Linked DNA regions of Homo sapiens: region 2 is linked to region 1. A link is a contact called in ENCODE Hi-C or POLR2A ChIA-PET data. All regions are on one chromosome and are shown on one strand. Each heading gives the region's core, a stretch centred on a gene start or an enhancer-like site at or near the end of the contact. The rest is flanking DNA. Distances are from core to core; before and after follow the strand shown.

Region 1 (6,693 bases), core at 624-3,123:
AAGAGAGGGAGAATGGGGTGTGCCTTGATGAAACACAAGAATGGTACTTAAACGACCTCCACCTACATGCCCAGGGTGCAAAAGAAAAGGGAAAGAAAACAGATGCATCTAGAGAAATCTGCAAAGGAACCAGGTCTCCAAGGGACAGTCTGGTCAGTTACAGTAAGAAAGCAAAGTTCAGAGAAAATGTTAAAGATATAAGGGATCTTGCTGGTGACTGACAGTGAGTTCAGGGGACACACTGAAAGGGTTTCAGAAGCTGGAGATAGGTGGAAGATGAAGTGAGGGAAAAGGAAGTGCAGTGCCATCACGGAAATGAAAGCCTTGGGACGGAGGGGTCACCTGGATGTCCTGGGCTTCTTGGGCCCTCCGTCCTAAACAAGCATAAAGAGCATCACGGGATTATCCTTGGTAGTCTCAAAGCTGAGAGTCATGGGGAGGCTGTGAACATTGAAGATCCTACCAGGGACACAAAATTACGGGTCCCTTCTTCAATCCTGCCTGTGGTTAGCAGGAGGTTGAGGGAGCGATGGTCCTATTTCCCAGAGGAATAAGAGCTCTGGGCTCCTTCAGGAAACCTGGGGAAGAGGATGCCCAAGTCTGCATGAATACCAACAGATGAGGCCATCGGAAGAAGGGCTCCTAAGAAAGAGAAACCACACACAGAAAGGAAGAAGTGAATATGACCCATGCTCACACACCAACATGCCTATAGCCAGGAGGAAATATGAGAGCTAGGAGGGAATTTAGGAGTCTCTGAATTGAAAGTATTCGTTTCAGTGAGGAGGAAACTGAAGTTTAGAGACGTAGAATAAACTTATTGTAAGAGGAACCTATGTAATATGTCTTAGAAAGCTCTCTTTCAAAATCATTATCCAAAAAGGAAAGAATGGGCCACTTAAAGGAGTATTGATTTATTAATCGGGAAATTTGCTTATGGAAAATAGGCAAAACTTGCTTCGAAATGCTTATCACAATCCACCTAAAATTTCTGTTGGCAGCATCATTATCTGTAGCTGCTTCAGTGGTGACACTAATAAATTCACATTACAGAATAGTAGTAAAGGATTTATTTTTCTTTTACATTTTATATTATGGTCACCAATTGTGAGCTCTGAAGTAAAATGTCCTGTTACATGACAAATTTAAAACAATACATTTTAGAATTTACCTTGACAACACTCTCAGAGAAGATTATTTTAGAAACTATTGATAAATTAAAAATCTAAGTGAATTATATGCCTAAAAGCTTTCTTTTAAGTGATACTTGAGGGGAAAAAAACGTCATCCCAACATTTTTAGACATTGAACTTTACAAGTGTAGAAATGGTCACAGAAAGCCTATGTTATTCTGAAATATATTTTGTTTCAGCTATGTTTGTGAAAATTGACCAGCTACTTGACAAATCTAGATTTTCTTAAAGGCACTCAACTAAATGCTATTGTCTCCTAGGACTTGTCTTGGCCATTTTGATTATCATAACTCTCCAATATAGGCTTTAGGATTTCCAAATTCATACTCTGAAGCCCAAAATTATTCCCACTATAATTTAGAGTTAGCCTTTGAAATAACTTATAGAAAGCATTAATTGATTCCATATCTAGGGGCCTTCTGAGTTGTTTATAACTTATATATATCTACATATATATTTATTGATAAAATTTTATTTTTAATATAATTTACAACCAGATTTCTCTTACAAAAAAGATTCAATCTATTTTAAAAGTATGATAATCAATTATATTATATAATTTGTGCCACAATTCATACTTATCTATTGATTTAGAAACCACATTCAAGATAATCCTCTCTACCAAGAATTGGCCCCCAGCGTAGCAGCAAAGCACCATTAACTATCATTTCCACCGACAGCTGAAGTTGTGGTTTTGCATTCAGCACTTTTTTCCTTGTGTGGAGTATAGAACAAAAGATGTTACTAATGTAATAATGTGAGTCATCATCCAAATCTGTGGTTACTACTACCATGAAAAGTTTTCTTTCTCAGTAGGAAAGTGTCATTGGTCATTCCCAAGATGTTACAGATGAACAGAAAAAAAGTGAATATCGTTGGCACTTCCATTTTATCTAGGAAATAAAACTGAGTTCCTCACTTGTGGGTAAAGGCAAGTCACTGTGGTGACACACCATGTTTTTTCAGTAGATGAGGTGAGCAGGAAGCAGCAATCTGAGATGTCTCTTCAGTGCATTTCACACTTACGACATTCACTTTGTTTCAATAAATACAAATAGCAAACATAAAAATTATTATCTATATATACTTATTAAAATCTCTTCTAATCTCCTCCAAACATATTTATCATATCAGCATTTTGCTTCCTTAAATGTTTTTCTTATTCTTTGAAGAGAAATCCAGTAGTTGTTGTTTTTCTTCTTCTTCATTAATAATACACTTTTCTAGCTCTGCTTCATCTCAAGATAACCATTTGTGTGAACTGGTGTTTTCCAAACTGTTTTCTAGGTAACAAGGCATTTGATCTGACTAAGTGCCTACAAGGCCAATGTATTCTTGGAAGAAACAATCTTCTAGAAACTCATATTAAACAAAGTTAAAGAGTTGTTTTAATGTGGAACTTCTCCAACCTGTAACATTCTGATGGGCTTTATAATTCCCCATACAGAAAATATAGTTTGCACCATTTTCTTAAACTTGTTAAATAAGAAAACACTTTTGTAAGTTTAAAACAGGAAAACTAATATGTTGAGGAAATACTATATATTCCATGCAATAGAGTGAGAAAAGCTGATTTCAGTCACACATTTGTTTCTTTCTTATGGGCAAAGTACACCATTACTTTGTGGTTAGTGCTTGCTGTTATGTCCAAGGCATCTATATTATTATGATGACCAGATATTCATGGTTTGGTGCCAACTTCAATTATGTGGTCCCATTGTCCCTCTGAGCATGTTAGAACTTTTCAGAGTTTGCTGCCCAATTTTTCATTCAGAAAATATATTCTCTGCATATATGGATAAATAATTTGGTAAATCAAAAGAACATAATCTTCCATAGTTAAGAAGTTGTTTCTGCCATTTGTTAAAAGTAACCAGATAACTAAGAAGCTTACCTGAGAGAAAATAAGGCACAACAGGTGAATCAGAGAATTGTAAAATCTTCTAGATCATGGCTTTAACTTCTTTCATGATAATTATGTGATGCTACTAAAAATATTTAACATCCCCAAGCCTGTTTCTACATCCACATAAATTACAAAACCAAAATCAATAATCTTTTTACTCTCTACTCCTTAGTCATTGTAAGGATCCTTCAGGTCTGTGCAAAAATGTCACCTCATTGGTGAGCTTTTTCCTGACCAGCCCTTTTTTTTTTTTTTTTCGGAGACAGAGTCTCCTCTATCACCCAGGCTGTAGTGCAGTGGTGTGATCTCAGCTCACTGCAAGCTCCGCCTCCCAGATTCACGCCATTCTCCTGCCTCAGCCTCCCAAGTAGCTGGGACTACAGGTGCCTGCCACCACACCCGGCTAATTTTTTTGTATTTTTAGTAGAGACAGGGTTTCACAGTGTTAGCCAGGATGGTCTCAATCTCCTGACCTCGTGATCCACCCACCTCAGCCTCCCAAAGTGCTGGGATTACAGGAATGAGCCACTGTGCCCAGCTCTGATCAGCCTTTTTTTTAAGAGCAAACCAGTCCCCGCCCTTCCCCAGTCCCTGAAACCCCCCCACTCCTGCTTGTTTGTTCTTGTTATTCTGACATCCTTTATGTTTACTCCTTTGTTTATTTCTGTGTCCCCCTATCAAGAATGGTATGTTCACCTGTTTAACGTTTAGGACAGAGCCTGACACTTAATAAGTAAAACAAATAAATCTTTGTTGGCTAAATGAGTAAAATACACAATGTAGTAAAATTTGAGGAAACACTTGGAAAGCTATATCAGAATAAAACAGCAGAACCGTAAATAGTTTCCACAAAATCAGGTACATAGAGAAAGCTCAGCATGTATTTATAGGTAATCTTCAATCACACTGGGAAATTAACCAAAAGGGAATATTCATTGTGGGCTACAGTGGCCATGCAAGACTTAGTAGAGCAGAGGAGATCATGAAGAAAATATATAATTTATCTTGAAATAAAAGAGTAGAGAAGACATAGCAGATGGACAATCTGGCACACAGAAGGACATGAAAGCAGAAATAAGCTTGTCTCGTGTTGGGGGCTTTTTAAAAAAATAGACTGATCTTGAAGGAGGCATACATGTCAAAGGGTAATGAGAGATGGATTTTTAAACTTATTCAGTCATTTATTTGACAAACTCTTGTTGAACACCTACTATATGCTGAATTTTAGGTTAGGATTGATGAGAGTAAAAGGCCAGATAAGGACTCCCTGAATGTCAGGCTAACGAGTGAGAAAATGCTCATGCTGCCTCATGGGATTATTTTAAGGGTTAAGAAAACAGTGCACCCAAAGTGCCCCATAGGCCATTTTGCTCTATGATAATATAATCTGTATCATTACCCAGCTGGTGATTGGTCTGGTGAAAACAACACGTTAGGCCATGCATTTAACCAAATGGCCACAGCCAATATATTTCTGAGGATCATGGAACGTGTCAGAATTTAGAAAGCACAGTTGTGGGGAAAGCAGAATAGCAACAAAATAGATTAAGCACCATCAACAAACAGAGCTATTTTATGTTTTAAGAACAGAAATTTCTAAAAATAAGTTATAAACTCAACCTTTCCAAGAATGGAGCCAGACTCTTAAAAAAAATCTATTCTGAAACTAATAAAACATACTTCTACTGCCTCTTTTAGAAGTTGTTGAGTGGAAAATTACAAGTGGTTAAAAGAAATAAATAGCTGTCTATAAGAGCTAACATCTATTCAGAGATATGGAGAAAAAGCAAACATATGCCATGTTCCTCAAAGCAGTCTTCTGCCACAGATTAATAGCGAGAATCATCCTCAAAACATCTCTTAATATGAGAATTACTACTTTTATCCTCAAAGAACTGATAATGCCTCTTTTCATTCTGACAAACTTGACAAAACTTCTGCTGCATGTAATAAATCATGCTTAATTCGTCCACTAGACTCTTTTGAGCCCCTATTGTGTTCTAAGCTGTCCTTTAAATGTTGGCAATACAAAGATCAACAAGGTATAATCCCTGCTCTCGAGGAGCCTTTGATTTGGTGGGAGCATCAGACAAGGGAGTCAAAGGTTTCAATACAGTGTGACAAGTGGCATTCTACAAGTATTAACAGGTATCATGACAGCAAGAAGAATTCAGAGAAGGAATCTCATTTGACTAGGGATGGGAGTGAGAATATGAGAGGTGGCAAAAATGAACAGATGGGTAGGGTCACAGGTAATATGCACAAGACCTCTCTTCTCATGAAGCTTACATTTTAGTAGAGTCAAAGAAAGGAAGATAATAAACAAGGCAATCAACAAAGAAACAAGATAATTTCAAAGCATGAGGATAATATGAAGGAAATAACAAAGGTGATTTGGAATTACTAGGAGTGGATGGAGATCCTTCCTCAGCTGGGTTGGGAACGTCATGTCAAAGGAAGAGACCCTTGAGCTGACACGTAAATGAAAGGAACGGACTGTGGGAAGGCCTGGGGAAGGGTACTCCAGGGAGAGGAGCTAGCATCTACAAATGCCCAAGACAGAGCTGAACTTGCACTTTTCAGAAGCAGAAAGGTCAGCTAAGAGACAACACAGGCCAGGAGACAAGGTCAGAGAGAAAGGCTAGGCAATTAATGTAGGTCTTTCTTGGCCAGATAATAAGGTTTATTCTCAGTGCAAGGGAAGCCATTGAAAGGCATCAAACAGGAAGGGATATGCTTTGATTTACACTTCTTAAGTTCTCTCTAGAAGCTCAATGAAGCTGGATTCAGGGGCAAGGTATGAGTGGAAACAATGAGACCAGTTAGAAGGAGGACTCTTCCAGTGTCCAGGTGAGACATGGCAGTGACCTGGGCCAGGGTATACTAATGGGGATAGGAGAAGCGGAAGGATTTGAGATATATTGGGGCGGTAGAACTGCAAGAATGTGCTGATGAATTTGGTTTGGGATATGAGGGAAAAGAAGAAATAAAAAATCCCTGTAATTGCAAAAATGGCCCTAGCAATTGAGTAGGTGACAATTTATCATATAATAATAACAACTTATGCGTATAAAGTTTTTATTATATAGCAGTCATGGCTCTAACCTCTTTACATATATTACCTCACATGAACCCCACAACAACCCTACAAGATAGGTACTATTCTCATCCCTATTGTACAGACAAGGGAAGAGAGGGACGGACAGATTAACCTCACTTTGTTGTTAAATTACAGCCTCTATGTGAAGCTTTATCGGCTTCAGAGTCTGTGTGCTTAACCATGATATCTTTACGTTTTGTATTACCAGGTTGTGGAATACTAGAGAATGAACTGATTTTAGAAGGAGAAACAAATTTTCCGGTTTTGACATATTGTTTTTGAGATGTCTTACATGGAAATATCGAGTACATAATTGAATGTGTGAGCATGGAATTCAGGGACTAGGTCAACCCTGGAGACATTAGCACACTGATAGTATTTAAAGCCATGGGGTTGAATTAGCTGTATAGAGAGCAATAGAGTACATGGAGATTACAAGAAGCCACAACTAGCCCTGAGTCCTCCAATCTGTAGTGTTCTGATAGAGAAGAAAC
Region 2 (7,531 bases), core at 2,991-5,490, 110 kb before region 1:
GATATTTTTACAAGGTGGTGATTTTATTTCTTTTGAATGCATACCCAGAAGAAAATTGCTGGGTCATATGGTAGTTCTAATTTTAATTTATGTGGCAACCTATGTACTATTTTTCATGACTGCACCAATCTACACGCCCATCAACAGTTTCCTTTTCTCCATATCCTCACCAACACTTGTTATCTCTCATCTTTTGATAGTAGCCAAAGGGATATACATCTTTAAGGTACTTTTTTATATTATCAACTGGCTTTCTAAGAGAATTGTACCAATACATGTTAAGACAGGATACTTTGGTTTAAGAAGGAAGCAGTGCCAGGCAGGCAAGAGATAAAGCTTATGAACCAAAGGTATAACAGTGGCTACCCTCGAAGCTAAAGTGATTTTGGATGACATTGAGAATATTCACATTCAAAACAAGGAAGATGGACTGAGCGTGGTGGCTCACACCTGCTATCCCAGCACTTTGGGAGGCTGAGGCGGGTGGATCACTTGAGGTCAGGAGTTCGAAACCAGCCTGGCCAACATGGTAAAACCCTGTCTCTACTAAAAATACAAAAAAGTTAACCAGGCATGGTGGCGGGCGCCTGTAATCCCAGATACTTGGGAGGCTGAGGTAGGAGACTCACTTGAACACTGGAGGCGGAGGTTGCAGTGAGCTGAGATCAGGGCACTGCACTCCAGCTTGGGCAACAGAGGGAGACTCTACCAAAAAAAAACACAAAAAAACAAAAAACCACACATGAAAAACAAGGGAGATGATGGATTCATATTGAGGCTGGTCAGATTAGACCCAGGGTGTTAAGTTCAGTATAGGTACTTCATGGATATAAACAAATAACACAAGTAGAGAAAAAAATCTGGATTGAGAGGAAATTTCAAACAATTCTTACTGAGAATTGTTAGCAGAATTGTGGCTTCTTAAGCTGAAGAAGATGGAAGGTAAAATGAATTCAAATGTATCGATATGTCAAGCTCTGTGGTAGTGTTGATGTGTGAAGCTCTGTCACGTCTATTAGCTTATTCATTTTCTATCACCTTATCTCCTTAAAATACCTGGTCTTTTCTGAACACTGGAGCTAAGCAGGATCAGGACTAGCTGGACCTTGATAGGAACTCTCTTTTATAAAAAGCCTGTCTAGAAGAGTGGTTAAGTGCAACTGTGTGGCCATCAGCAAGTTTCTAAGCCTCTTTGCCTCTGTTTCTTCAACTGAAAAGTGGGGATAACATTGGTATCCACTTTATGGGGTTCTTGTTAGAAGTATGTGAAACAATGTATAGACCTGACAAACAGTAATATAGCCAGTAAGAGTTAGCTATTATTTTCATTATCATCATTCTTAACAATTTCAGGAGTTGGCAATCATTATTTCCCTTTATAGTACAGGCTCAGAAAAGTTAAATAAATTCACAAAGTCACATAGCTATTGGAAAGATAAAGCTAGTCATTTGTCCCAAATCTGATTCTGAAATCCAAGGTTTGTGTTGTATTTTTCTTTTCTTTACTTGAAGCTTCATTCTCAGTAGAAGACTTTATAAGTTTCTCTTTATCATAAGGAGAAAAGAAAGATGTTCAAAAGTAGATTGGTCTCTTTGGGGAGTTAGTACGTTCTGCATCACTGTTGGTGTACAGGCAGAGATTAGACGGTGACTTGTTGAGGATATTGCAGAAGATTTATGTAATTGCCTCTAGGGTGTCCTGATTTCCTATTCTCAGCAATGTGTTAGGACAAGGGTTCTATCATACAAATGCACCCTCTTTCCCCTGTTTCAAGGGGAGGCGAAATTTTTGGCCAGCATTGAGGAACAAAGATGAGCATGGCTTCCTTGGGATCTCCAGGAAAATATAAGTCTTTCTCTTTTTATCACTTCCAGGAGTATCCAAGGGAGAGAACACAGTCATGGGTTCTTAGTTTCTGTTTCTGGTTGGGCCAGTAAATCCCCTTCCTCCTCCCTCTTTTTCGCTTATCACTAGAGACAGAAACTAAAAACTATGGCTTCAGGCTGCTGAAAGCCTAAAACAAAACAAAACAGAAGAACAATGAAATAGGGCAGGTTGGATAAGCTTGCATCATTTTTGCATATCATTTATCAAATGAATGAATTAGTTGTACCCAAATGTCCAAGAAACCCTCTGTGTCATGTATAAAAGTCTTAATGGCTCTGAGTCCCATCAGTGCTGCTTCAAGTCCTTCCCCGGTCACTGACTAGTGCTCCAACTCTTACTCCAGGAAGCCGTGGAGGAAGGAGTCTCCCAGTTCTCAGGACCGGTCTTCTGATAAACTTGTTCTCTCTCCAGCTCCTGTCAAGTTTCTCCTGGCTGATTCTCCTGGCTGACTCTGGCTGAATCCTGCCAGGCCAGACAGAGCCATGCTCAGGGAGTGACCATTCTGTGCTCTCAGGAAGCTGCACTATGGCCTGAGGCAGAATGAGGGGAGGGAGGGAATAACCCATTGCACATCATTTTGAAAATGTGCCTGTCGTTTTCATTAGCACCTCCAAGTGACACTACTTGAGCCCAGAATCTCACAAAACCATTACATTAATATAGCATTTTATTGTTCACAACATGTTTCCCAATAAGTCCTCTTTTATTTCTTTTCATCCACACAAATATCATTACAGATGATGTATCCATTGATTATGATTAGGGTGGATACATATACTTAACCAACAGTAGCTTAATCAAAATAGGGTTGTATTTTATCTCATGTGAGAAGGGAGCGGAGGAGTGCGAGCTGTTATGGTAGGTTCATCAACATCAGAGACCCACCCTCCTTTTCTCTCCACTTCATCATTTTTCTTGGGTGGTTTCCATCCTCAAGGTGACTTCAAGGTCACCTTACAATTGCAGGAGTTCTAGCTACTACAATCTTGTTCTGGGTAAGAGGAGGGCTAAAAGAGAAAGACTATTTCCCAGCTGAGTCATTTTTATTTAGAGATTTCCCATTGGCCACTTCTATCTGCAAGGAAGCCTGGGGAGTGCACTTCGTTTGTTTTGTTTTGTTTGTTTGTTTGTTGTTTTAATCTGGACACAAATCTATTTCTGTCAATATAGGGGCTCAAAGCTAAGGAAGTAGGCAAGAATGATTATTGGGTGGGTAAAAAGTAATCTCTGACCAAGGAAATTGGGGCTAATAGCGATTAAATGACTTGGGCAGTGTAATACAGTGAGTTAGTTTCTACATATGTCCTAAGAAATCTTTATGACTCTCTACTGTTGCTACACAACCCTCAGGGACATATTGATACCGTTCCTTAACAACGGAACCCTTCTACACCTTATAGTGGTACAGAATACAACTTGTGCAGTCATAAATGGCAACCTGTCTCTTCCTTTTGCACTTGGCGGAATTTTGTGTGTAATACCTCTCTCCTCTACCACCAAGGAATCCTGCCTTTCACACTGTAACCAGTTGGAGCCTAATATTCATTTCTGCATAATTTACTGGAGGGTTTAGGTCACTGTCCATTTGTTGGGGGTTCTCTTTCTGCTCTGAGGCAATAAGTCCTCTTTAGGTTTCTACATAGTTGGTCAGGGCCTTTCCTGATTAGAAGCCATGGGAAGAGGCCACCATCCTTTTTATCTGGTAACTAGTTGAATAAATGAAATAGTTTGAACTTCAGGCCTATTTTCTTCAATTTGGGTGAAAGAAAGTATATATTAAATACAACTTTTTAAGGGCCTTAGTTGGTTACAAGAATCTATCCATCTTAGGGGTTACAGGGATTTTGCTAATATTAATAAAGCAATATTTTAATTTTCATCTAAGTATAAACAAAAGGAGTTATGTTTAGAGTCATACTTCTAAAAATTAATTTTTTTTGTTTTATAACATAACACTTTAAAAGTAACTAAATGTATTCCTGAAACAGTTGGTACTCTCCTCTTCCCCTAAAAGTTGATGTTAGGGGGAAAAATACTAGTTATTTAAAAATGTGGGTCAGGTGGTCTCTATTATTTGGGGTGTTATGATATTAAGTCATGAATCCAATAAACTAAGATGCTGCTTTCTTGATAAAATAGGATATGAGTATATTTTCACATGCAGAAATCTATTTTTTGAAGATGTGTTCACTGCAGTGTGGTGTCAGGAAATGAAAAAAAACAACAGAGCTTTCCTCAGGTCATCTTAGGGTCTTTCAGTAAACTGAAAGTAACTAAGTTAGAAAGGAATCTCCAGGAGAGGCCAGGGGAGTACCACCAGCCCACCACTACAGAGAATTTCAAAGCTAAGCTACTCACAGAAAACAATGCTCAACCACAGGGCGGATGTGCTGTTTTTCACACCCCAAGTCATTTATCTGAAAAGCAATAGCAGTAAATTCTTGAAGTGTTTGCTGTGATAGGATTGCTCCAGAAGAAAGAAGATAAAGAATGCTAAGTTTCCCCTTCCCATGTTTGCCTCACACACCTGTTTCTCCTAGGCAGATTCTTTAAACCTTTTTTCCTCACTTTTCAACAAGAAACTATAAAATTAAAACAATTATTTTTAATCTTTGGGGGTATTCACTTAATTAATATGTTCACTGTTATATCTATCGTGATAATAGGAGGATCTCCCTGGGAAGTGAACACAATTTCCACATGGGCAAATGACAGAAGTATTAATTAGCTCAACACACCACTAAGGCTTTAACTCTAATAGTCTATTAAGTAAATGCGTAATAAAAGATTCCAAAAAGAGTTAGTTTTCAACAAGAATTAAGCTTCAAAAAGCCAAAGTAATGTAATCAATTAAGATTAAAAAATAACCCAATTAAGTGAAAAAACAAAAATATTCAAATATCCTTCAGAATATTGGCATCACCAAGTTCTCTCTCACTGGTCTCTTACTGTGCCTATAAATTAATGTAAAAAAAAAACCCTTAAGGTCATCCTACACAGGCTTGTTTAGGAAGGACAGAAGTTTGCCCAATTATTTACCAAGTTTGTATAAAACTTAAAACCCACTCAAAATATTTCTGTTGAAAACATACTTGAATGCAAACGTATTGGAAAAAAGTTGTTTGGATTGGCTGTTGAAGCGTAAACTATCACCAGACAGTTTTAGCACCATTCAACTCCTCCTGCAACCACATTGTTGGGTATGGAAATTCTATACATTTGGTTAAATGATTTGCATAATGGAGCAGTATGCAAATACTGGAACTCAGGCCCAGAGCTTAGGTCTCTTGCATTTCCCACACACTTCTCTGAACTCCCGTCAATACCACATAGGATACTGCTTAGTCATACAATGCTCTGTTGTTTGGGCCACCAGGCAGATTGGAAGCTCCATATGTGACAGAGAACATTTTCATATTTACCATGTATCTCCAACATGCCTTTTACAGAACTGGCCATGCTTGCATGCATTTATTCACCCATTTCTTTAACTAATGTGTATCAAGAGCCTATTATGTGCCAGAATCCATTATATATATACTATTCTCACATATTCTCATACACACACACACACACACACACACACATAAATTATACAAGGTCCCTGCTCTGTGAAAGGTCTCTGCTTAAATTTGAATGAGATGAGACGGTAACAAGAAAAATATCAGAGGTGACAAATATGATTTAAAAAACTAAAATAGGATAATATAATACAAAGGAACAAAATGGCTATATTGAATTGGGTGGTCAGAGAATACCTCTCTACGGTGATATCTAGACAGAGATCTGAATGACAAAGGACTTCTTAGTAAACTGAGTTGGCACTTACAAAGGAACCAGTAGAAGCCCTGTGTGGCCAGAGCTTAGTGAGAGAGTAGTATATGCCGGGTTCCCTCTCTCGGCTTTGGATCCCTCCTCTCTCTGTCACTGTACGGGGGAGCTTCTTCCTTCTGCCTTCTCCCTTCTTGCCTATTAAACTCTCCACTCCTTAAGCCCCCCCCCAAAAAAAAGAGAGAGAGGAGTATATGAAATGAGATGGGGGGATAGCAGAAAAAAGAAAAAAGTTCTTAGGGTCTTTGGAACCCACTGTTAGGCATGTAAATTTTATTCTAAATATTCAGAGTTTTAGCCAGGAAAATTAAATATTCTGATTTGCATTATTTTAAATTTGCTAGCTATTGTGTGTGTAATACAGAGTAAAAAAAACAAAGCAGGGAGAGTAATTACTTTATTGCAATAGTGCATGAGAAAGATTTTGTTATTTGGATGAGGGCAGTGTTAATGGAGACAGAGAAAAATAGATTAAGAAGTTGTTTTGCAGGTATAGTCAAGATTTGCTAATGAATCTGTTGTGAAGCACATTAGTCCACTTTCATATTGCTATGAAGAAATACCTGAGACTTGGTGATTTATAAAGAAAAAGAGATTTAATGGACTCACAGTTTCACATGGCTGGGGAGGCCTCACAATCATGGTGGAAGGCGAAGGAAGAGCAAAGCCATGTCTTACATGGCAGCATGCAAGAGAGCATGTGCAGGGAGCTGCCCTTTATGAAACCATCAGATCTCATGAGACTTATTCACTATTATGAGAATCGCATGGGAAAAACCTGCCCCCATGATTCAATTACCTCCTACCAGGTCCCTCCCATGACAAATGTGGATTATGGGAGCTATAATTCCAGATGAGATTTGGGTGGGGAAACAGCCAAACCATATAATTCCATTTCTGGCTCCTCCCAAATCTCATGTCTTCACATTTCAAAACACAATTATGCCCTTCCAACAGTCCCCCAAAGTCTTAATTCATTCCAGAATTCTCAAAAGTCCAAGTTCAAAGTCTCATCTGAGACAAGGCAAGTCCCTTCTGCCTATGAGCCTGCAAAAATCAAAAGCAAGTTAGCTACTTCCTAGATACAATGGGGGTGCAGTCATTGGGAAAATAGGCCCATTTTAAATGGGAGAAATTGGCCAAAGCAAAGGAGCTACAGGCCCCATGCAAGTCCAAAATCCAACAGGGCAGTCATTAAACTTTAAAGTTCCAAAATGATCTCCTTTGACTCCATGTCTCACATCCAGGTCATGCTTATGCAAGAGGTAGGCACTCATGACCTTGGGGAGCTCTGCTTCTGCGGCTTTGCAGGGTATAGCCCCCTCTCCTAACTGCTTTCATGGGCTGGCATTGAGTGCCTGCAGCTTTCCCAGGCACATTGTGCAAGCTGTCGGTGGATCTACCATTCTGGGGTCTGGAGGATGGTGGCCCTCTTCTCACAGCTCCACTAGGCAGTGCCCCTGTGGGGACTCTGTGTGGGAGCTCCAACCACACATTTTCCTTCCACACTGCCCTAGCAGAGGTTCTCCATGAGGGCTCTGCCCCTGCAGAAAACTTCTGCCTGGACATCCAGACATTTCCATACATCCTCTGAAATCTAGGCAGATATTCCAAACCTCAATTCTTGTCTTCTGTGCATCTGCAGGCCCAACACCATATGAAAGCTGCCAAGGTTTTGGGATTGCACCCTCTGAAGCAACAGCCTAAGCTGTAGGTTGGCCCCTTTTAGCCACGGCTGGGACACAGGGCACCAAGTCCCGAGACTACACAAAGCAGCAAGGCCCTGGGCCTAGCCCATGAAACAATTTTTTC

What was found. Hi-C counts contacts between places; a loop is a spot of excess contacts on that map. ChIA-PET counts read pairs that join two places held with the same protein, here RNA polymerase II (POLR2A). Pooled maps may share reads with other maps.
Region 2: a loop to region 1 is called in a pooled map, with 3 times the contacts of the local background. The contact joins two enhancer-like sites. A Hi-C loop is called at or near these places in 4 of 50 pooled maps. POLR2A ChIA-PET finds 5 or more read pairs at or near these places in 2 of 52 experiments (OCI-LY7 and activated T-cell).

Annotation. Positions count from the first base shown.
Region 1 is chr12:68,188,023-68,194,715 of GRCh38, forward strand. All of the region lies in intron 1 of LOC105369818 (a long non-coding RNA gene), which reads left to right. Among named protein-coding and RNA genes, the nearest start is that of IFNG, 32 kb to the left of the region's middle. Within about 2 kb of position 1,874, at least 3 of the 41 ENCODE cell types and tissues checked have a DNase peak (open chromatin) inside an H3K27ac peak, as active enhancers do.
Region 2 is chr12:68,076,556-68,084,086 of GRCh38, forward strand. No RefSeq gene overlaps it. Among named protein-coding and RNA genes, the nearest start is that of IFNG, 79 kb to the right of the region's middle. Within about 2 kb of position 4,241, at least 2 of the 41 ENCODE cell types and tissues checked have a DNase peak (open chromatin) inside an H3K27ac peak, as active enhancers do.